Linked DNA regions of Homo sapiens: region 2 is linked to region 1. A link is a loop called in an ENCODE intact Hi-C map of the cell type or tissue named here. Cell type or tissue: PC-9. All regions are shown on one strand. Each heading gives the region's core, and the rest is flanking DNA. Links, peaks and the distances in the headings are about the cores only. Region 1 overlaps TPTEP2-CSNK1E (TPTEP2-CSNK1E readthrough). Region 2 overlaps PLA2G6 (phospholipase A2 group VI).

What was found. Hi-C counts contacts between places; a loop is a spot of excess contacts. Peaks named below come from ENCODE experiments on the same cell type or tissue, not always from the same donor. Only the 100,000 strongest peaks of a DNase experiment are listed, where the experiment ranks them.
Region 2: a loop joins it to region 1, with 1.9 times the contacts of the local background. A loop is called at or near these places in 1 of 110 quality-filtered maps.

The regions. Positions count from the first base shown.
Region 1 is chr22:38,293,912-38,304,031 of GRCh38, forward strand. It overlaps TPTEP2-CSNK1E (TPTEP2-CSNK1E readthrough), which reads right to left. Exons shown (of 15, transcript NM_001289912.2): 7 at 9,227-9,337; 8 at 8,950-9,098; 9 at 6,813-7,041; 10 at 5,984-6,154; 11 at 4,875-5,023; 12 at 431-623; 13 at 198-337. It overlaps CSNK1E (casein kinase 1 epsilon), which reads right to left. Exons shown (of 11, transcript NM_152221.3): 3 at 9,227-9,337; 4 at 8,950-9,098; 5 at 6,813-7,041; 6 at 5,984-6,154; 7 at 4,875-5,023; 8 at 431-623; 9 at 198-337. Among named protein-coding and RNA genes, the nearest start is that of CSNK1E, 18 kb to the right of the region's middle. RefSeq lists enhancers at 4,408-5,608, 5,491-6,164. In PC-9, for the core only: a CTCF peak has its summit at 4,580 (motif pointing right); DNase peaks (open chromatin) are centred at 4,930, 5,560, 6,020 and 6,450; H3K4me3 peaks cover 1,615 bases; H3K27ac peaks cover 5,000 bases.
Region 2 is chr22:38,137,659-38,147,778 of GRCh38, forward strand. It overlaps PLA2G6 (phospholipase A2 group VI), which reads right to left. Exons shown (of 17, transcript NM_003560.4): 3 at 7,780-7,995; 4 at 5,447-5,630; 5 at 2,324-2,511. Among named protein-coding and RNA genes, the nearest start is that of BAIAP2L2, 32 kb to the left of the region's middle. RefSeq lists an enhancer at 5,091-5,591. In PC-9, for the core only: a CTCF peak has its summit at 6,573 (motif pointing left); DNase peaks (open chromatin) are centred at 5,913, 6,503 and 8,293; H3K27ac peaks cover 2,833 bases.

The DNA of each region.
Region 1 (10,120 bases), core at 2,643-7,642:
GTGAATGACTTTGCTCAAGAGGGCTCATCAGACCTCAGAGGATTAAATGAGGCCAAGTCCTGGCTCTACAGAAGGGGTTCACTCCAAGGCAAGCAGCGTCGATGGAAAGGGAAGAACAGAGCCACGGCCTGACCTCCCACTGGGGGGTCTCTAACTCAGTTCTGAGGCCCAGAGGGACTGGCAGGGGGGCAGCTCACCTGTGAGGCTGGGATCCGGGAGACCTCTTGCCGCCCAGTGAGGTCTGAGGAGGAGACGTTGGCGGGCGCACCCCTGTGCAGCCTCATACTCACCTTCCTCTCCCGGTCGACCCGCGAGATCGCTCTGGGAGAAGTATTGCCTGGAGGGAGAGTGGGAAGCCACCCTCAGAGTAGGCACAAACAGAGCCCCCCACCCACCCTGAACCCAGCCCACTGCCTGAGTCCCTGCTCACCAGCCGGCTGGATGCGGGAGGCTGGCGTGGAAGCCACGGGCTCGGCGGCACTGCGGAGCCGGTTGGCAGTGGCCCCCGTGGGTGGGCCAGGGGGCAGGGCTCGGGTCGCGGACCCCCGTAGCTGCCCCATCCTCTCCTCGCGTTCGTGTTCTCGCCGCTCCCGGTCCACATCCTCGGGATTCCGGGCTGCACCCTGCAGGGATGCAAGAAAAGACACCAGTCAGCCCCAGAGGCCAGGGTGCTCTGGGCCCAGCAGCCCTGCAGGGCACAGAAGGGGAGGGAGGCCAGGTGGATATCTCAGAAACCTTCTGCTCCAGCCTCCCTGACAAGCGCGGGAAGCCAAGACCCACAATCACACAGCACAGAGACACGAAGCCACACAACCACCAGAGGAAGGAGAAAGCAGGAGTCTGGGGGCAGAGGGAGGTCAGTCTGCCCTGCTCTCCTGGGATGGAGCCAGAGAAAGGACAACTAATGCGCCCAGGATGATCAAGAGCACCTCTTGGCCCTCCTGACCTGGGGCTGGGCCTGCCCTGGCCCCCCTCTGTGTACCAAGAGCCCTTAACTACTCAAGGTTGCTAAACCGAGCAGGAAAGCTGTTTAGAGGCCTCTAGCAGACTGGCTAGGGGTGTCCAGAGGGGGAAAAGAACAGGCCCAGAGTCACAAAACTAGTGGAAGGCTGGGCTAGGACTCAGACCAGCTCTCCCGGTACCTAGCCAGGGGCTCTTCTCATCAGGGAGCTGTCCTTCCCCCTGCCGGGACCTGGCAATGGCTTCTGGCAGGTGCAGTGGAGGCCACAGCCAGGAGGCCCAGGGAACCCACAGACACCGCCTGCCTTGGGACAGAAGCTCAAGGGGAGCTGGAGAAGAAAATGGGGCCACGTTCCCCACGGAGGAAGAAGAGGCCCAGCAGGCAAAGCTGGAGCAGAAGGGGTACCCTAAGCCCCCAGGTGCCCTGCTGTCCAGCCACTGCCGCCCCTGGTGCAGGAGGAAGTGAGAAGGGGCCAGAGAAGAGCATATGTGGGGGCAGCGCCCGACTGCGTTACCTAGTTCATCCTGGGGCCGTCCACAGGGAAGGGCAGGGGGCTGGCAGGAAGGGGGCCGCATCTGTGGAGGAGAGAGCTCTGGGCTGAGTTGGGGGCCTGCTCATGGGCACAGGGTGTGGTTCCTGCAACCCATGTCTCTCCCAGGAGACTGGCCAAGAGGTGGGGGTGGGCCCTGTCTTTAAGCAACTCCAGGAAGTAGTGGCTAGGACCAGAATGATCCCTGAATCTTAGTGAGGCACCAAGGCCCAGAGAGGCCTTGTGACCTGCCCGGGGTTGCACAGCTCAGGGCAGAGCTAGGGTCTGAACCCAGGCCTCTGCCACCTAGTCCCACTCTGCTCTCTGCACCCCAAGAGGTCACTGTTCAGAGTCTTGCCTTAGAACACTCTAGAAGATGCATCTTCCCATCCTCCCACCCAGAAGCCTCTCAGGCAGGCCTGGGACCACCGGGGCTCTAACTCCTGACCTCCGGTCCTCACCCTGGGCTCCCACTCGGTTGCAGGCTGGCCAACAGTGACTCAGCCAGAGCCACAGCAAAGCCTGGGGAGGAACACGAGCTGTGGCACCTCCGTGCCGAACCTTCTGCGGGCAGAGTCACATCAACCCTGTGAGGCAGGTCAATCTCATTTCCATGCTTGGGATACAGAGGCTGAGTGACTCACTCCAAGGTGTGGAGCCCTGCAGCCAGCAGCCAAGCAGAGGGCTGGAGCCCCTGCCCTTTGTGAGCCCAGCAGGCTCAGGCCATTGCCAGCCCCGAGGCAAGAAGTGGGCGACTCTCCATGGTCCCATCCAACCCATAGGACGCAAGAAACACACAGCAGGGAGCTCTCTTGGCCTTTATTGCCCATAGAAAACATAAAAGGTCAGCAAAGTCACACGAGCATCCACCCGTCATCATATGGACCTCTGTCCTTGGCTGTGTTGAATTCCTTCCCGGCCAGCTGACTGGACCTCGGAACACAGTGGCTGTATGTGCTGAGAGTGGCTTCCAGGCCCCAGGGATCCACAGATCCCAGCACCCCGGTGCAGCCAACAACACAGGGTGTCCTGTCTACTGTTGGGTAGCATGGGAAGGGCCTGGCCTCAGGGTGAAGGTTCCCATTGCATGTTTTCCAGGTGCTTCTGCCAGGGGACTGCTGGAGGTGGTTCAGCTCACTACAGTGGCCGTGGCATTGAGTCAGAGATTGGCAAAGGATAAGGCTGTGGGTGCCTCTGCCCAGCTTCTAACTCCAGGGCCTGCCTCAAGAGGGACTTCCAGGAAGGCGGTCAGACCAGCAGCAGTGGGTGGAGAGGTGCTCCTGGCCTGGTTGGAAAAGAGATCTTGCTGGCTAGACAGTCTTGTGAGACTCCATAAGGGAGGAACCTAGAGCAGTGATGTCCACAGAACGTTCTGGATGAAGGAAATGGTCCCATCTGCCTTGCCGGATGTGGTGGCCACTGGAGGGCAGTGGCATGATCTCAGCTCACTCCAATCTCTGCCTCCTGGGTTCAAGCGATTCTCCTGCCTCAGCCTCCCAAGCAGCTGGGATTACAGGAACACACCACCATGCCCAGCTAATTTTTGTGTTTTTAGTAGAAATGGGTTTCACCATGTTGGCCAGGCTGGTCTTAAACTCCTGACCTCAAGTCATCCGCCCTCTATGGCCTCCCAAAGTGCTGGGATTACAGGCATGAGCCACCAGGCCTGGCCGACATTTCCAGTCTTGATTAATTTTAATTCATTAAAAATGTGTCGCATGTGGCCAATGGCTACCATCTTGGACAGTGTCCGTCTAGAGAATACAAAATCCATTCTTGCAGTTGTGCTGAGCTGGAGGGCCAAGCCCATCACGAACCAGACGTGGGAGTGACTATCTCGATAAGAAAGTGCCCAGTGCCCAATGCCCTGTGGTGGAAAGAGCTGGTCCCAGGTGCTCAAGGCCATGGGCCCCATTTGGAGCCAGAAGGTCTAGGGTGAAGTCAGAGAAGACGTCCCCTGCCCATATCCCATTTCCAGCCTTGCTGAAAAGGGCAACAGAGGCCTCTCCCTGAGGTCCCTAGCCTGCGAGACCCCCATTCTCTGCCTGACCTCTGTGTTACTCCTTAGTGAACAAGAAACCCAGAGAGAAGAGAAGCCCAAGACCAATGTGCCGACCTTGGCTTCCAGGAGAACAGAGCCTTGGTCCTAACCATCTAGCAGGGTGGCTGAGGGCCCTGCCATGAAAGAGGCACACCAGGATGAAGCAAGAGGAGGTGTTTAATGAGTTCTGGTTCAACACAGAGGCCGCCAACGGGGTCTAGCTATGAGTCTGTCCTGGGACCCGTTCCCACCAGGCCCCTTGTGGGCAGTGGCCACCATCCCTCCCTCAGGCTGTCCTGGCCCTCAAGGACCCCATGGCAGGGCCTTTTCCACCATGGCCTCCACTGTGCTGCCATCTCTTGGGAACAGGGGGTCATCCCATCCTCCCAAGAAACACTTCCTCAGGCCTGGCCCCGATGGGCTCAGGCACACCTGGCGACATCAGAAATGGGGCCCTGGAGTCCAGACCACAGGCCAGTAGTTTTGGGGGGACAGCTCCTCCACCTCCTCCACCGGCCTATCTGGGGGGCTCTGGGTGCCCAGGGGAGCCGGGCACCTGAAAGGGACAAAAAGCACAGCTGAGGCTCAGCCTCTTGCGCTCACTGGTCAAGTGGCAAATTTTGGAAAAGCCAGACCTCAGAGGATCCTTACCAGTACGTGGGTGAGTACGTGGGCCCAGCACAGGGACAGGGGCGGGGACAGAAAGGTCCCTTCGCTGTCATGGGGCTGTCACGGGGCTGAGCCTGGCTCGAGGAAGCCCCCTTTTCCAGAAGAGATGTGAAACAAGACATACAATTTCACAGATTCCAGAGCTCTGGGTACGGCCGGCCAATGCTGCTCCCCACCCAACCCCACCCCTGGGACTCTTAAAAGAGGGAAACAGAACAACTGCCTAGCCAGACCCAGGGGCCCATGACCAAGAAGAAAGCAAGCACCATGACTGGGTCCAGGCTGGCCCGAGGGGCCATGGTGCAGGTAGCCACCTGGGATGTGCAGAACAGGAGCAGCAGGACGGTGTAGGCAGCAATCAGGGCAGCAGGGGGCGCCGCCAGCACCACCCATGCCCTGCTGCGGGCACCCAGGAGGGACCCCAGGTGAAGCCAGATCCTCCTTGTTCCGACGGGAGACAGCGCCCTGCCTGGGCCCTGCTGCCCATGGTGGCACAAGCTGTCAGCACGGATGAGGCTGGAGGGCTCTGGGACCCCAGTGAGGTCAACCACACTGTCCAGCTCGTACCTCCCGTCTGTCGGGAGCCCCTCCCGCCACCAGCTCACTCTGGCCCTCTGAGTCAGGGCCTTCCCCATCCAGTCCCCCAAGCCCGCCTTGGCCTCCAGGTGACTCACGAATTTCAGCATGTTCCAGTCAAAGACGTAGTCATAGGAGAAGCCCTGCCGGTGGAAGAGGTTGCGGAAGAGCTGACGTAGGTAAGAGTAGTCGGGCTTGTCGTCAAACCGCAGGGAGCGGCAGAAGTTGAGGTATGTTGAGAATTCGGCTGGAGGGTGTTGCAGAGGATAGAGAAGGCCACTGTGAGGCCCACGCTCCCAGACCCCCTGCAGCCAGCACTGTCCTAGCCACCCACTGTCCCTAGATACTTCCAATCTGTGAGAGGCAAGAAAAGGAGGCAACAGAGCCATGGCCTTCCCTATCCTACTGTGATGAAAGCCTAGCCTGCCCGTGAGCAGAGCCTCTGCTGCTTTCAGAGCAAGGGAAGACCTGCGAACAGTGGCCAGGAGCCTCTGCCAGGTAGCCGGATCCAGGAGCCATCCATGCCCACAGCTCTTCCGCTGCCCTCGCCAAGCACCCTGGGGCCCACAGATCAATCGTTGCCATAAATTCAAAGGACTGCAAGAGCCTGACGGGACCTTCTAACACAACCTAAGCAAGAAGAGGAAAACTTCCAATTCCTCCTCAAAAACACTGGGGAGAGGGCCCTTGGGAGATGAGGCAGGAATGTAGGCCGGGAAGCAACAGGTGTAACAGCCAGGACAGGGAAACCGGGCCTTCTGGCTGTGCCAAGGAGTGGCAAAGAGCCAGGGATTACTGCTCAGGTGCCAAGGGCTGTGGGGCAGCCCAGTGTGGGCTTTGTTGTTGTTGTTTTTGAGATGATGTCTCGCTCTGTCACCCAGACTGGAGTGCAATGGTGCAATCTCGGCTCACTGCAACCTCCGCTTCCCAGGTTCAAGCAATTCTCCTGCCTCAGCCTCCTGAGTAGCTGGGATTACAGGTGGGGCTAATTTTTGTATTTTTAGTAGAGACAGGGTTTCACCATGTTACTCAGGCTGGTCTCGACCTCCTGACCTCATGATCCACCTGCCTTGGCCTCCCAAAGTGCCAGGACTGCAGGCGTGAACCACCGCGCCTAGCCCCAGCGTGGGCTTTGTATGGCCTCACCTTTCCCTTAGACAGTGCCTCAGGGGCCCCCAGGCATGTCCCCTCCCACTGGGCTACTCACAGGGATAGCCTTTGCAGAGGACCTCGATGGGCGTTGACATCTTCTTCTCGCTGATCCGTTCATACTTCTGGCGCTTGGTGGCTGCTTTGAGCCCCTGCCAGGGCAGGGAGCCCAGGTTGAAGTACATGAGCACGTAGCCCAGGCTCTCCAGGTCATCTCGACGGCTTTGCTCTGCACAGAGAGTCAAAGACTAGGTGAGGGACAGGGGTCCACTCAGGCCCCTAACTCATCCTCTGGGTCATGCTCCTCACAATGCACCAGGACCCTCCTGCCCCCACGTCGGATGTTGCTCACTGCACGCATTTTAAACAGGCACTGCTATTATCCTCCTCCTACAGAGAAGAAGCCTGAGGCAGGGCCTTCTCAACTTAATTTGGGCCTAGTTTTTCCAGTTCAGGCACTTAATCATTCAATGACTATGAGAGGGCACCTACTGCCCCCTTGCCTGGCCCACCCCGTGGAGAGGTCACAAGCTTCAGCATCAGACAGGGCCGGGGTCAAGTCCAGCTTTGGCATTAGCTAAGCTGCATGACCTTAAGCAACCCATGTTAAACCTCTGAGCCTGTATCTTCCAGCCTGCACCAACAGGGCGGAGGAGGAAGCAGGGCCAGGGAAGGCGCCCGGCACACACAGCTTGGCTTACGAAGGGGAAGACCCGACTGTGCAAGGACACGGAATAAGCACGAGCTTGGGGGCAGACGGGGTGGGGACTTTCTCACTAGAAAAGAGCCTGGGGGCCTCCATCAGGGTAGGGGGTGAGAGGGCTCCAGAGAGCTGGGCCCCAGCCAGTGGCCCCGGGTGCACACTGCTCCAGGCCTGGCTCCCTCACCAATGCCCAGGTGCGTGTTGATGGAAGCGTAGCGGGCCGTGCCGGTCAGGTTCTTGTTTTCCCGGTAGGGAATGTGCTGGTGGGTGCGGGCGTCCCGGTACTTCTTGGCCAGGCCGAAGTCGATGATGTAGACCAGGTTGCCCTTCTTCCCCAGCCCCATGAGGAAGTTGTCGGGCTTGACGTCCCGGTGGATGAAGTTCTTGGAGTGGATATACTCGATGCGGCTGATCTGGGGAGGAGGGGGGCCATTTGTTCAACAGAGGGGCCCTTGCCTAGCACTCTGGGCCAGGCAGGGGCTGGGGCCACAGAGGTGGAAAGGCAGAGGGAGAAAGGCCTGCCTTCGACCATGAAGGATAACTAAGGGGCAGGCCAGAGAAGGCCTCCTGGAAAATGTGACATCAGGATGAACTCTAAAGGGGGAGTTCACCAAGTTGGCTGTGAGACAGAGAAAGAGAGTATTGCAGGAAAGCTAATGGGAAGATCCAGAAATGAAGAGTCTGCTAGAAAGGCAACTGGTTCCCCATGGAAGGCTTGCCTGCCCGGCCCCACACTCACAGGACTTAGGGAGCCAGAGAGGCAACAGATGTGGGCGAGGGGCAGGCAGGGAACATGGGGGAAGCCTAGACCAGGAAGAGGTGACAGAGGCAGAACACAAAAGACAGGGCTTCCGAAGGATGCCAAACTCAGACAGGCACATGGCCCTCTTTCCTTTGATATTTTTTTTTTTGAGATGGAGTCTCGGTCTGTTGCCCAGGCTGGAGTGCAGTGGCAAAATCTCGGCTCACTGCAACTTCTGCCTTCAGGGTTCAAGTGATTTTCCTGCCTCAGCCTCCCGAATAGCTGGGACTATAGGCACGCGCCACCACACCTGGCTAATTTTTTGTATTTTTAGCAGAGATGGCGTTTCACCATGATGGTCAGACTGGTCTCAAACTCCCGATCTCAGGAGATCCGCCTGCCTCGGCCTCCCAAAGTGCTGGGATTACAGACTTGAGCCACCTTTTCAGTCGAGTTTTTAAAACTCAAACTAATATCCATCCACATGCCGTGGCCTCTGGCTCTGGCCCCAGGTTCAGCACAGCTCAACATCTCCTGCACCTTTCTTGAGTTTCACACCATGAGGGGCTCTGGCGACCCTCTGCTCACACACCTTCAGCCTACATCGCAGGGCTTTTGCAGACCAAGATTAAAACCCCTGTACGAGATCTCCACATTCCATTCCAAGTTCAAAATTCTACAGTTTTGTATTTTTAAGAAGCTTTCCTCCCTATGCTGATGAAGGGCTTAGTACTTAACAACAGCCTGTTAGAGGGGCCTGTTTTGGCAAGGCGCTGAATGGTATCTCACCTAATCCCCTCAACAACCAACAAAGGAGAGACTCTCACATGAGGCCACTGAGGCTCAGAGAGGTTCGGCGTTCACCTACGGTCACTGGTCTGGAACAGGACCAGGTCTGTGTGACCGACCGCAGGCTTTACATTACCCAGGGCAGGCCAGACGTGGTGGATCATGCCTGTGATCCCGTGTTAATTCCCATCTTGGGAGGCCAAGATGGGAAGACTGCTCAAGGCCAGGAGTTTGAGACCAGCCTGGTCAACACAGTGAGACCCCCATCTCTATTTCTTACAATTAAATGATATTTTTGAAATAAATAAATAAAACTACCCCAGGCAGAGTCCCAGGCCCTGACTCGGCAGGTCTGGAGTTGGGCCTGAAATCACATTTTAAATAAACAACTTGGCTGGGCACGGTGGCTCACGCCTGTAATCCCAGCACTTTGAGAGGCTAAGATGGGCGGATCACTTGGTAAAACTCTGTCTCTACTAAAAATACAAAAATTAGCCCAGCGTGGTGGCAGGTGCCTGTAATCCCAGCTACTCATGAGGCTGAGGCAGGAGAATCGCGTGAACCTGGGAGGCGGATGTTGCAACGAGCTGAGATCGCACCACTGCGCTCCAGCCTGGGCGACAGAGTGAGACTCCGCCTCAAAAAATAAATAAACACCTACAATTCTATAGCCAGTGGACAAGGTCCCCTGGCCCAGGCCCATCCTCTGGCATCCTCTGGGGGCAGGAGGCAGGGCTGGTATCCTGGGCCCACAGGCATCTGGCTGGGGATGGAGGGGACGGGGACTCACCATCTGGTCGGCCAAGAGCAGCACCGTCTTGAGGCTGAATTTGCGGGAACAGAAGTTGAACAGGTCCTCGAGGCTAGGCCCCAGCAGCTCCATGACCATCACGTTGTAGTCGCCCTCAGCTCCGCACCACTTGATGGACGGGATCCCCACTGGGGGTCAAGCAGAGGGCCTCTGTCAGGGGTCAGAGGCAGGCAGCCAGCCACGCCCGGCCCACCCTGTGCTCATGGCTGCCCACCGCCACCCACCCGGCGCCCGCCGCCGCCCACCCTGCGCTCACCGCCACCCTGCATCATCTTGTAGAACTTGCTCTCGATGTGCAGCTGGGGGTGCTTTGTCTTCACACACTCCAGCTTGATGGCGACTTCCTCACCAGAGGCGATGTTGGCACCTGCCCGGGGCAGGGAGGCAAGGGACCAGGGTCACCCTCAAAGGCCAGGCAGTCCCAGGCGCCCCACTAAGCATTTCTGAGATCTGGCGTGTGCCGGGCCCGGGGCCATCTGCCCTTGAGGAGCTCTTGGGGGAGGCTGGGAAGGGGGCAAAGGAGCCCCGGCAAAGGGTTCCTGAGGGGAAAGAAGGTCAGCGCTGTGAGGGACAGAGGTGACACACAAGGGCTACCCAGGGCCACAGGTTGGGGCGACAAGAAGGCCCGATGTGAGTGGGGCAAGGGTCAGGTATGCAAAAGGCTCACAGACCACCTAAGGGAGGGGGCTGAGTCCTAGAGCAAATTCAGGCAGTGAGGTCTGTCGGGTTGAGATGGTGGCACGTGCAGAAGAGGCCCAATGGGGCTGGGCTGCCGAACACACCAGAACAAGCCAGGACCACCCTGGCCTACAGGATGAGGATGGGACAGCCGCAGCAACCCCTCAGTCAATGCTGATGCCTTCAGAGGCAGCCCTGCACATTCTAATCCAGTGTCTCATTCGATTCTCAACCCCCTTGTAGAGATGAGAAAACAGAGACCCAGCTAGAGACCCAGCTCAAGGTCACCTGACCTGTAAATGGCGGCCTTGAGATCAACCCCGGCTCTGCTGGCCTCCAGCATAGGTCAGAGGTCCTGCCTGCACCTCCCCGTCTCCCCCAGTCCACTCCTGGCTTCTCAAGGGGCTCTAAGAAAATACCCTCACACACACCAAGGCCCCGCTCTCTGCCTGGGCCCACTGCCCAACTCAAG
Region 2 (10,120 bases), core at 3,449-8,448, 160 kb before region 1:
CCCCATCTCTACTAAAAATACAAAAATTAGCTGGGCATAGTGGCGCACACCTGTAATCCCAGCTCCTTGGGAGGCTGAGGCAGGAGAATCAGTTGAACCTGGGAGGCAGAGGTTGCAGTGAGCCAAGATCATGCCATTGCACTCCAGCCTGGGTGACAGAGTGAAACTCTGTCTCAAAAACAAAACAAAGAAAAGAAAAGAAAAAGAAAAACAGCGAGGGAGCTCCTAGTCTGAGCTGTGAGGGAACCACTTGTCAGTAACACTGAGGCCGTGGGATTCTTGGAGTAGGGCTGTGCTGGCTGCCAAGTCGATAAGGGATCTCCCTGCTCCACTCAAGGTAGGAGCCTCTTCCTTTGTCTTCTGTGCAAAGATCCTCTTATGTGATGGGACGCTGGACCCACCCAGGATGGCCTGTGTGGGGACAGAGGGACCGGTGAGGGCTGAGGTTGTTTGAAGAGAGAGAAAACTGGTCAATTACAGCTCCTGCCCAGTACAGCTCAGGGTGGCTGGAGACAAGCAAGAGTGGGGCCATGTGCCAGCCCTCTGGGTAGAGAAGAGCATCACCTGGTGTCCACTCAGGTCACAACCTGCAAATGGGGAACCTGACTGCGGGGCTGGGGGTGTTGGTATCTTCTCTGTTTGGTCAAGTATTTCTGAAAGCTCTAGCTCATTCTGGCTGTGCTTGGGAGATTCAAGGAAAGGAGGGTTTGTCCAGGCTTGGTCCAGCCCTTAGAAGGGCTAGCAATGCCCCATGGGGCTAGCAAGGTGGATGCAGCTCCCAGAGGAAGGAACAACCTGAGGACAGGCACAAGTGCCAGCCTCCCTGCCTGAGTGCTGCCCGTCCATGCCTTCTCACTGCTTGTCTGGCACTGCGCTATGAGATTCTGGGTGGCTGGGGTGTCTCCTGTCCTGGAGTGGCTTATTCATTTCGGTGAGGCTGGTGCTTTAGCACAGTGCCAGGATCGAAGGACTCATTGGCTCATTCATTCATTCTAGATGTTGTTCCTGTTAGATAGTATTTTTTTTCTTGAGATGGAGTCTTGTTCTGTCGCCCTGGCTGGAGTGCTGTGGCACAATCTCAAATCACTGCAACCTCTGCCTCCCAGTTTCAAACAATTCTCCTGTCTCAGCCTCCTGAGTAGCTGGGACTACAGGCACACACCACCACACCTGGCTAATTTTTGTATTTTTAGTAGAGACAGGGTTTCACCATATTGGTCAGGCTGGTCTCGAACTCCTGACTTCAGGTGATCCACCCACCTTGGCCTCCCAAACTGCTGGGATTACAGGTGTGAGCCACCGCGCCTGGCCTAGATAGTATTTTGAGATTTGAGATATTCATTTATCTTTTTATCTCATCCCCTACCCCTTTGAAGACAATTTTCCTGACACCAGGGGTTCCCAGGCTCCCAAAACATGAGCCTGTACCTGCCTCCCAACGTGCCACCAGCCAGAAAGGAAAGAGGCATCTAGGTGGACGGGCACTCGGCCACCTTACCAAGCATTTCCCAGGCTTTGAGCTGGGCACACAAGAAACCAAGGAGCACTGAAGCCATCGGGGGGCTGTTCAGATCAGGCTGGGCTGGGTTAGAGGAGGGGCCAGGTGGGCCTTGGGGTTGCATCAGACTCCAGAACTGGAGCACCACCTGGAGGGGAGCTGGAAAGAGGAGACCCCAAAGAGGGCTAAGATTGGTTGTCTCCAGTTTTATAGAGGGAGATTCACTCCTAGGAATTAAGGTACATTAAATAAATTTATTTTTATTTATTTATTTATTTATTTATTTATTTATTTTTTGAGACAGTTTCGCTCTTATTGCCCAGGCTGGAGTGCAACGGTGCGATCTCGGCTCACTGCAACCTCCGCCTCCCGGGTTCAACCGATTCTCCTGCCTCAGCCTTCCAAGTAGCTGGGATTACAGGCATGTGTCACCACGCCCAGCTAATTTTGTATTTTTTAGTAGAGATGGGGTTTCTTCATGTTGGTCAGGCTGGTCTCGAACTCCCGACCTCAGGTGATCTGCCCACCTCAGCCTCCCAAAGTGTTGGGATTACAGGCGTGAGACACCGCGCCCAGCCAGAAAAATTTTAAAGTCTCCTCCTTGCACAGCTGAACTTGTGAACCGAGATTCCTACCCATGATACAATGATGGAGCACCTTCTTTGGGCCAGGCGGGGCCTAATGAGGCTTGTGAACCCGGGGCCTCTGCTCTGAGGCTGGAGATGCTAAGATCTATGGTGGATACTGCTTGCCTCAGGCACGGGACAGGTGACAGGAGAGCTGGAGCCCAGCAGGCCAGCAGATGGGGAGGGGAGGAGGTCTTACCCCTTCTGAGAGAACTTCATGGCCGAGTGGATGGGGTAGCCGTTGGGGCCCATGATGTTGCACCGAGCATTGCACAGCAGCAGCACGCGGACCATCTCCTGCTTCCCCAGCTGGCAGGCCAGGTGCAGCGGGGTCAGCCCTTGGTTATTCACCTGGTTCAGGCCAGCCACTGCGTTCCTTCCAAGGAGCTGATGAAAGAGGAAGGGAAGTTTGACTCCATAGGATGCTGATAAGAACGTAAAGAGGCCGGGCGCAGTGGCTCATGCCTGTAATCCTAGCACTTTGGGAGGCCAAGGTGGGTGGATCACCTGAGGTCAAGAGTTTGAGACCAGCCTGGCCAACATGGTGAAATGTCGTCTCTTCTAACGATACAAAAATTAGCCGGGCATGGTGGCAGGCACCTGTAATCCCAGCTACTCAGGAACCTGAGGAAAGAGAATCGCTTGAACCCAGGAGGCAGAGGTTGCAGTGAGCTGAGATTGCATCATTGCACTCTAGCCTGGGCAATAGAGCAAAAACTCTGTCTAAAAAAAAAGAACGTAAAGAGAAGCACCAGGAAAGCCAAGTGCCAGTGTGGATGGGAGGGAAGGGGTCGACCTGGCATGACTGTGGCTCACATGAAACATTTCTGAGTCAAGGAACTTAAAAGGTAGCTGTATCTCAGGATGGGCACTGGGGGTCCAGGTGGGAATGATTCTTGCTTTTCATTCTGTCCTGACTGATTTTTTTCTACATGCAGGTACTATGTTTTCAATGAAAGAACAGCAGTATTAAAAAGAGAGCCAGGGGCCAGGCGCAGTGGCTCATGCTTGTAATTCCAACACACTGGGAGGTGAGAGGATCACTTGAGACCAAGAGTGTGATACCAGCCTCGGCAACATAGGGAGACCCCATCTTTACCAAAAAAATTTTAAAAATTAGCTGGCGTGGCCTGGGTGTGGTGGCTCACGCCTGTAATCCCAGCACTTTGGGAGGCCGAGGCAGGCGGATCACAAGGTCAGGAGACCAAGACCATCCTGGCGAACACGGTGAAACCCTGTCTCTACTAAAAATACAAAAAAAATTAGCCGGGTGTGGTGGCGGGCGCCTGTAGTCCCAGCTACTCTGGAGGCTGAGGCAGGAGGATGGCATGAACCCGGGAGGCAGAGCTTGCAGTGAGCCAAGATCGCGCCACTGCACTCCAGCCTGGGCGACAGAGCAAGACTCCGTCTCAAAAAAAAAAAAAATTAGCCCATGTGGTGGCACGAGCCTGTAGTCCCAGCTGCTCAGGAGGCTGAGGTGGGAGGATCACCTGAGTCCAGGAGGTTGAGGCTGCAGTGAGCCACAATCACACCACTGCACTCCAGCCTGGGCGACAGAGCTAGATGCTGTCTCAAAAAAAAGAAAGTGCTAGGAGGGTTTTACTGTCTCACTTTTGGCTCAGTGCTGTCCCCATGAGGTTCATTACAACCACAGTGTACCCATGTGACACCAGGGTCACCTCACAGCAGTCCCACTGGACCTGAAGGCAGGCCAGAGACACAGCAGGAAGAGCAAAGGGCTGGCATCGAGGCCAATGTAAGGTCAAGCCCCACTCTCTCAGCTTTGTGGCCCTCCCTGGGCACGCTTCTTAATTAACAACACTGAACCTCAGTTTCTTCGGAGAGGAAAGGGGAATAATGACCTCCACCCCATGAGTGTATTCTAAGAATTAACTGGAACACATACAACACTCAGTTCAAGGTCAGGCACCAATCAGCACCGGATAAAGGACAGCTGCAGTCGTGCATGACTATCGAGAAGCGGGTGTGCACACCCCCGCATGGAGGCAGGGTCTGCGCGGCACCATGCTGGGTGCGCAGAGGATTCTCGGTGAAAGTGGAGTTCAACAGTGGGTGGAGAATTCCCTTCCCTGAGAGCAAGAAGCATAAGATATGAATCCACATTTTCTGGGCCGGGCACAGTGGCTCACACCTGTAATCCCGGCATTTTGGGAGGCTGAGGCAGGTGGATCACTTAAGGCCAGGAGTTGGAGACCAGCCTGGGCAACATGGCAAAACCCCATCCCTACTAAAAATACGGAAACTACCCAGGCATGGTGGCACATGCCTGTAATCCCAGCTACTCAGGAAGCTGAGGCACGAGCATCACTTCAACCCAGGAGGTGGAGGTTGCAGTGAGCCGAGATCGCACCACTGCACTCTAGCCTGGGAGACATAGGGAAACTCTGTCTCAAAAAAAAAAAAAAAAAAAAAAAAAAAGGAATCCACATTTTCTGGTATAACGTAGTTGCATTCTGATGCCAAGGCAGAGAGAACATGATCTTTAGAAGAATTTTCTAATTCTAGACAATAAAACATAATCCAACATCCTGCCTTTTCTGTTCAATCTAATATATGAAATAGCTATTTAATAGTATCACCCCATCTGCTTGCCCACAATTAAAAAATCACATCTTTTGCCCAGGTAATCAAAAACGTTAACAGGAGGGCCTCTGGCACAAATGCCTACAGGAACTGGAGACAGTTTGGTTTGCTTGGTTTGAATTCCTGTAAAATAGGGTTGTCCAATATTTTGGCCTCCCTGGGCCACATCAGAAGAATTGTCTTGGGTCACACATAAAATACATGAACGCTAACAACAGCTGATCTAAAAAAAAGGTCCATGCATGGATCTCATAATGTTTTAAGAAAGTTTGTGAATTTGTGTTGGGCCACATTCAAAGCCGTCCTGGGCTGCATGCAGCCTGCAGGGCCACAGATTGGACAAGCTTGCAAAAGGTTAAGCCCAGGTCCCGCTGGCCCACGAGCCCCTCCAGGCAGGCATCTGGCTCACAGTTTGTGCTCAGGAAAAGTGGAACTGAACTAACTGACTGGAGCTGGGCCTTTTTTGGGGTTTATTTTGCTGGGTTGGAGGCCGTCCCCAGGTTTATCAAGCAAAGAGACTGAGGACGTGGCTCCTGGAAAAGGGCTGGGAGGGAAGAGCCAGGGAGGGGTCTGCACCCTCCATGAAGGAGCTCAGGCCTCAAGGACCAATGGGGGACAGTGAGAGGCCTGAGAGTGACACCTGAGCCTAGGGGCCCAAAGGGAACCGTGGACACCGGGAGGTATCAGTACCAGTCACCCTGCCCCTCCCCCTGCTCACCTGCAGCACCTGAGAATTGTCACCCTGGACAGCATAATGGAAGACGGTCTCTCCCTTGTAGTCGGTGACATCCATCTGAGTGTGGCAGTACTGCACCAGCTCCACCAGGATCTCCCCATCACCCTTGCGGCAGGCCAGGTGCAGGGGTGTGCAGCCCTCCTCGTTCTCCGCGCAATTGGCACAGCTGCAGGAGAGGGCCAGGGTGAGCAGAGGTGAGCAGGTGTGGTACAAGGTGGCAGGGGGACCTAAGTGCACATGCAGGGAAGTGCACTCGGAAACTCGGACTTTCTGGTTTATTTGAGCTCAAGAGCATTCCCGCCACTCAGCTAGTTGGGCTGATTTGAATGTAATTATATCTGATGTGACCTGTATCAGGTTTCTGTTCAGTTTGCTCACTCGTACAAGAGATGGGCCCCAGGGCCACACCAGCAGGAAGTGGGCAGGGTGGTGGCACAGGAAAGGGTCACAGAACACGGATATCTCACTAGCCTCAGGCAATTCACTTAACCTTTCTGGGCGTCAATATCCTTATCGACACAAGCTGCTGTGCCTGCCCCAGGAAATGGACAGAGTGATGGTGAGATGAGACAGTGCTGTCCAAAAGCACGCCTGGAAACTAAAGTGCAGTGAGGGTTTTTGTTTTGTTTTGTTTTTTTGAGGTGGAGTTTCACTCTTGTTGCCCAGGCTGTAATGCAGTGACACAATCTCGGCTCACTGCAACCTCCGCCTCTGGGTTCAAGCAATTCTCCTGCCTCAGCCTCCCGAGTAGCTGGGATTACAGGCGTGCGCCACCACGCCTTGCTAATTTTTTGTATTTTTAGTAGAGACGGGGTTTCACCACGTTGGCCAGGCTGGTCTCAAACTCCTGACCTCAAGTGATACACCCGCCTCGGCCTCACAAAGTGCTGGGATTACAGGTGTGAGCCACCACGCCCGGCCAGCAGTGAGGTTTTGAGTTCTGGGCCTGGGAGCTTAACTGAGCTATCTAGGATAGAGACTCAGAGGAGGTGTGGCTACCTCTGCACAAGATGGCCAACTGGTGCCCTGTGCAAGGGTGGGGACAGTGCCCTCACCAGGGGCAACAGCTGCTCCATCTGCTGGCTGAATGGATTCACAAAAGGAGGCCTTCAGCTTCCAGAAGAGCAGCCTGGGCAGACACCAAGGATCCAAGCCCCTCTTTCACCCTCTCTGGCTGAGTGACCTGCACAAGTCCTGTTAGCTCTCTCTAGAATGATGATACCTGGGCCGGGCATGGTGGCTCACGCCTGTAATCCCGGCACTTTGGGAGGCCAAGGAGGGCAGATCACCTGAGGTTAGGAGTTCGAGACCAACCTGGCCAACATGGTGAAACCCCGTCTCTACTAAAAAACACAAAAAAATTAGCCGGGCGTGGTGGCGGGCGCCTGTAGTCCCAGCTACGCGGGAGGCTGAGGCAGGAGAATGGCGTGAACCCGGGAGGCGGAGCTTGCAGTGAGCCGAGATCGCGCCACTGCACTCCAGCCTGGGCGACAGAGCGAGACTCCGTCTCAAAAAAAAAAAAAAAAAAAAAAAAAATTACCCGGGCATGATGGCACATTACTGTAATCCCAGCTATTCCGGAGGCTGAGGCAGGAGAATCACCTGAACCCAGGAGGCAGAGGGTGCAGTGAGCCAAGATCGCGCCACTGCACTCCAGCCTGGGTGACAGAATAAGACTCCGTCTCAAAATAAAATAACATAACGTAACATAAAATAAAATAAAATAAAATAAAATAAAATAAAATAAAATAAAGTAAAATAAAATGACGATACCTTGTGGGGGTTGGGAAAATTCAATTTCATGGTGGGTAGAAATCAGCTCCCACAGACCTGGCACCTGGTGAGCACTCCGGACTCTGGAAACATTACATTGTCCTTCTTACATTTTAATCTGGTAGCAACGCAGCACCTTTTTTTTTTTTTTTTTTTTTTTCCTAGAGACAAGGTCTCATTCTGTCACCCAGGCTGAAGTGCAGTGGTGCAATCATAGCTCACTGTAAACTCTAACTCCTGGGCTCAAGCAATCCTCCTGCCTCAGCATCCCAAGTAGCTAGGAGTATAGACACATGCTAATTTTTTAATTTTTTCGTAGAGACAAGGTCTTGCTATTTTGCCAGGCTGGTCTTGAACTCCTAGTCTCAAGTGATCCTCCCTCCTCAGCCTCCCAAAGTGCTGGGACTGCGTTAGTGAGCGACCATGCCAGGCCCTGCTCCTTTTTAAGTCAAACTATGGAGGGGAACCGAGGCCTGCGGCCCCCACTGCCCACACAAGCAGGTACACACACGTTGTCCAAATGGTCTTGTTCCCTTGCTCACCTGATGATACGGCTGTGATGGAAGCACTCGCGGATCCCTAGCTCCACAGCCAGGTGGGCCACTGACCAGCTGGGGTGGTTACGGATGAGGTCGGTCAGGTGCTGCAGGACCTCAGTGTGCAGGACCTGAGGGGAGCTCTCATAGAAGGGTAGCAGCTGGGAAGAATACTGATGGAAATTCACTAGGGCGTCAGCCTCCAACTCCAGCTGGAAGAGTCTGTAGAGCCAGGACAGAGGAGCAAGACCCGAAATGAGTAAGGCGGGACCCTCGGCCCACATCCCTGCTGGAATCAGAAGGTCCCCAGGCTGCGGCCTGGCCAGCTCCAGCCCGACTCCCCTCCCAAGCAAACACACACACACACACACACACACACACACACACACACACACACACACACCCCTATACACATGTAAATGACATAATGGCGTTTAGGTTAGACTTTCTTTGTTTTTTAGAGACAAGGTCTTGCTCTGTAACCCAGGCTGGGGTGCGGTGGTGTGATCATGACTCACTGCATCTTCGAATTCCTGGGCTGAAGGGATCCTCCTACCTTAGTTCCTGAGTAGCTGGGATTACAGGCATGCACCACCATGCCCAGCTAATTTTTTTTTTTTTTGAGATAGAGTCTCATTTTGTCACCCAGGCTGGAGTGCAGTGTTGTAATCTCACCTCACTGCGACCTTCACCTCCCGGGTTCAAGCAATTCTCCTACCTCAGTCTCCAGAGTAGCTGGGATTAAAGGCGTGTGCTGCCACACCTGGCTAATTTTTTGTGTTTTTAGTAGAGATGGGGTTTGGCCATGTTGCCCAGGCTGGTCTCGAACTCCTGAGCTCAGGCAATCCACCCCCCTCAGCCTCTCAAAGTGCTAGGATTTCAGGCACTAGCCACCGTGAGCCACTGTGCCTGGCCTAATTTTTTTTTATTTTTGTTGACAGGGGGTCTTGCTATGTTGCCCAGGCTGGTCTTGAACTCCTGGCCTCAAGTGTTCCTCCTGCCTCAGCCTCCAAAAGTACTGGGATTACAGGTGTGAGCCACTATGCTTGTCTAGATTTTCCTTTATTTTGAAAAACTTTCCTTTTCTTTGGTAATATCATTTATTATTTTTATATTTTATTTTACCACAGCCCTGCCATATCCACTTTCTAATTTCATTGCCACATGTGAGAGCTCCAGCCTCGAGTACTTGGCCCCTCTTCATAGTAGGAACTAAGTAAGTATTGTTTAACCTAAATGTACAGCAACAAAATATTATATAAATTATGGTATAACTATGTAATAAACTATTATGCAGTCATTAAAATGAGATATTTAAAAAAAGGGAAACTTTTCTTTTTCTTTTCTTTTCTTTTTTTTTTTTTTGAGATGGAGTTTCATTCTTGTTGCCCAGGCTGGAGTACAATGGCACGATCTCGGCTCACTGCAGCCTCCATCTCCCAGGTTCAAGTGATTCTCCTGCCTCAGCCTCCTGAGTAGCTGGGATTACAGGCACCCGCCACCATGCCCGGCTAATTTTTTGTATTTTTAGAAGAGACAGAGTTTTGTCATGTTGGCCAGGCTGATCTTAAACTCCTGGCCTCAGGTGACCTGCCTGCCTGGGCCTCCCAAAGTGCTAGGATTACAGGCATGAGCCACTGCGCCCGGCCAGCTTTGTTCATTTTTAAGTGTTGAGGTTGAGTCCAAGTTTTGCTACTAAGGTGCTGTGTGATCTTGGGAAATCCTTTTCCCTCTCTGAGCCCCATTTGAAACATGAGACTAACTGTACCTGTCCTACCTACCTCCCAGAGGTGCTGTGAGGACAGATGAAAAACCACTATAAAAGCACTTTCAAAACCATAACCATTATATGTCAGTGATGGTTACTTAAAGTTCTGACCAGGGCTTTTAACATACCAAAAGGTTTTGTCTTGCATACCTCTACAAGCGCAGCAGCCAGCCAGAGTCTAGTGAAGGCAGTGCCCAGAGAGTGTTGGCTCAACGGGACCAGCCTGTTGTTCCACAGAGAGTGCGTTGATTAACAGTTAACTACTGGGCATGTGATCTGTGCCAAATGGAGGGGTCAATTAATGAACAATTGCATAAAATGCTCTGCCCTCCTGAAGCCTTTTTTTTTTTTTTTTTTTTGAGACAGAGTCTCACTCTGTTACCCAGGCTGGAGTGCAGTGGCGCGATCTCAGCTCACTGCAACCTCTGCCCCCTGGGTTCAAGTGATTCTCCTGCAATTCTCCTGCTTCAGCCTCCCTAGTAGCTGGGATTACAGGCGCTTGCTACCACGCCCAGCTAATTTTTGTATTTTTAGTAGGCACAGGGTTTCGCCATGTTGGCCAGGCTGGTCTCGAACTCC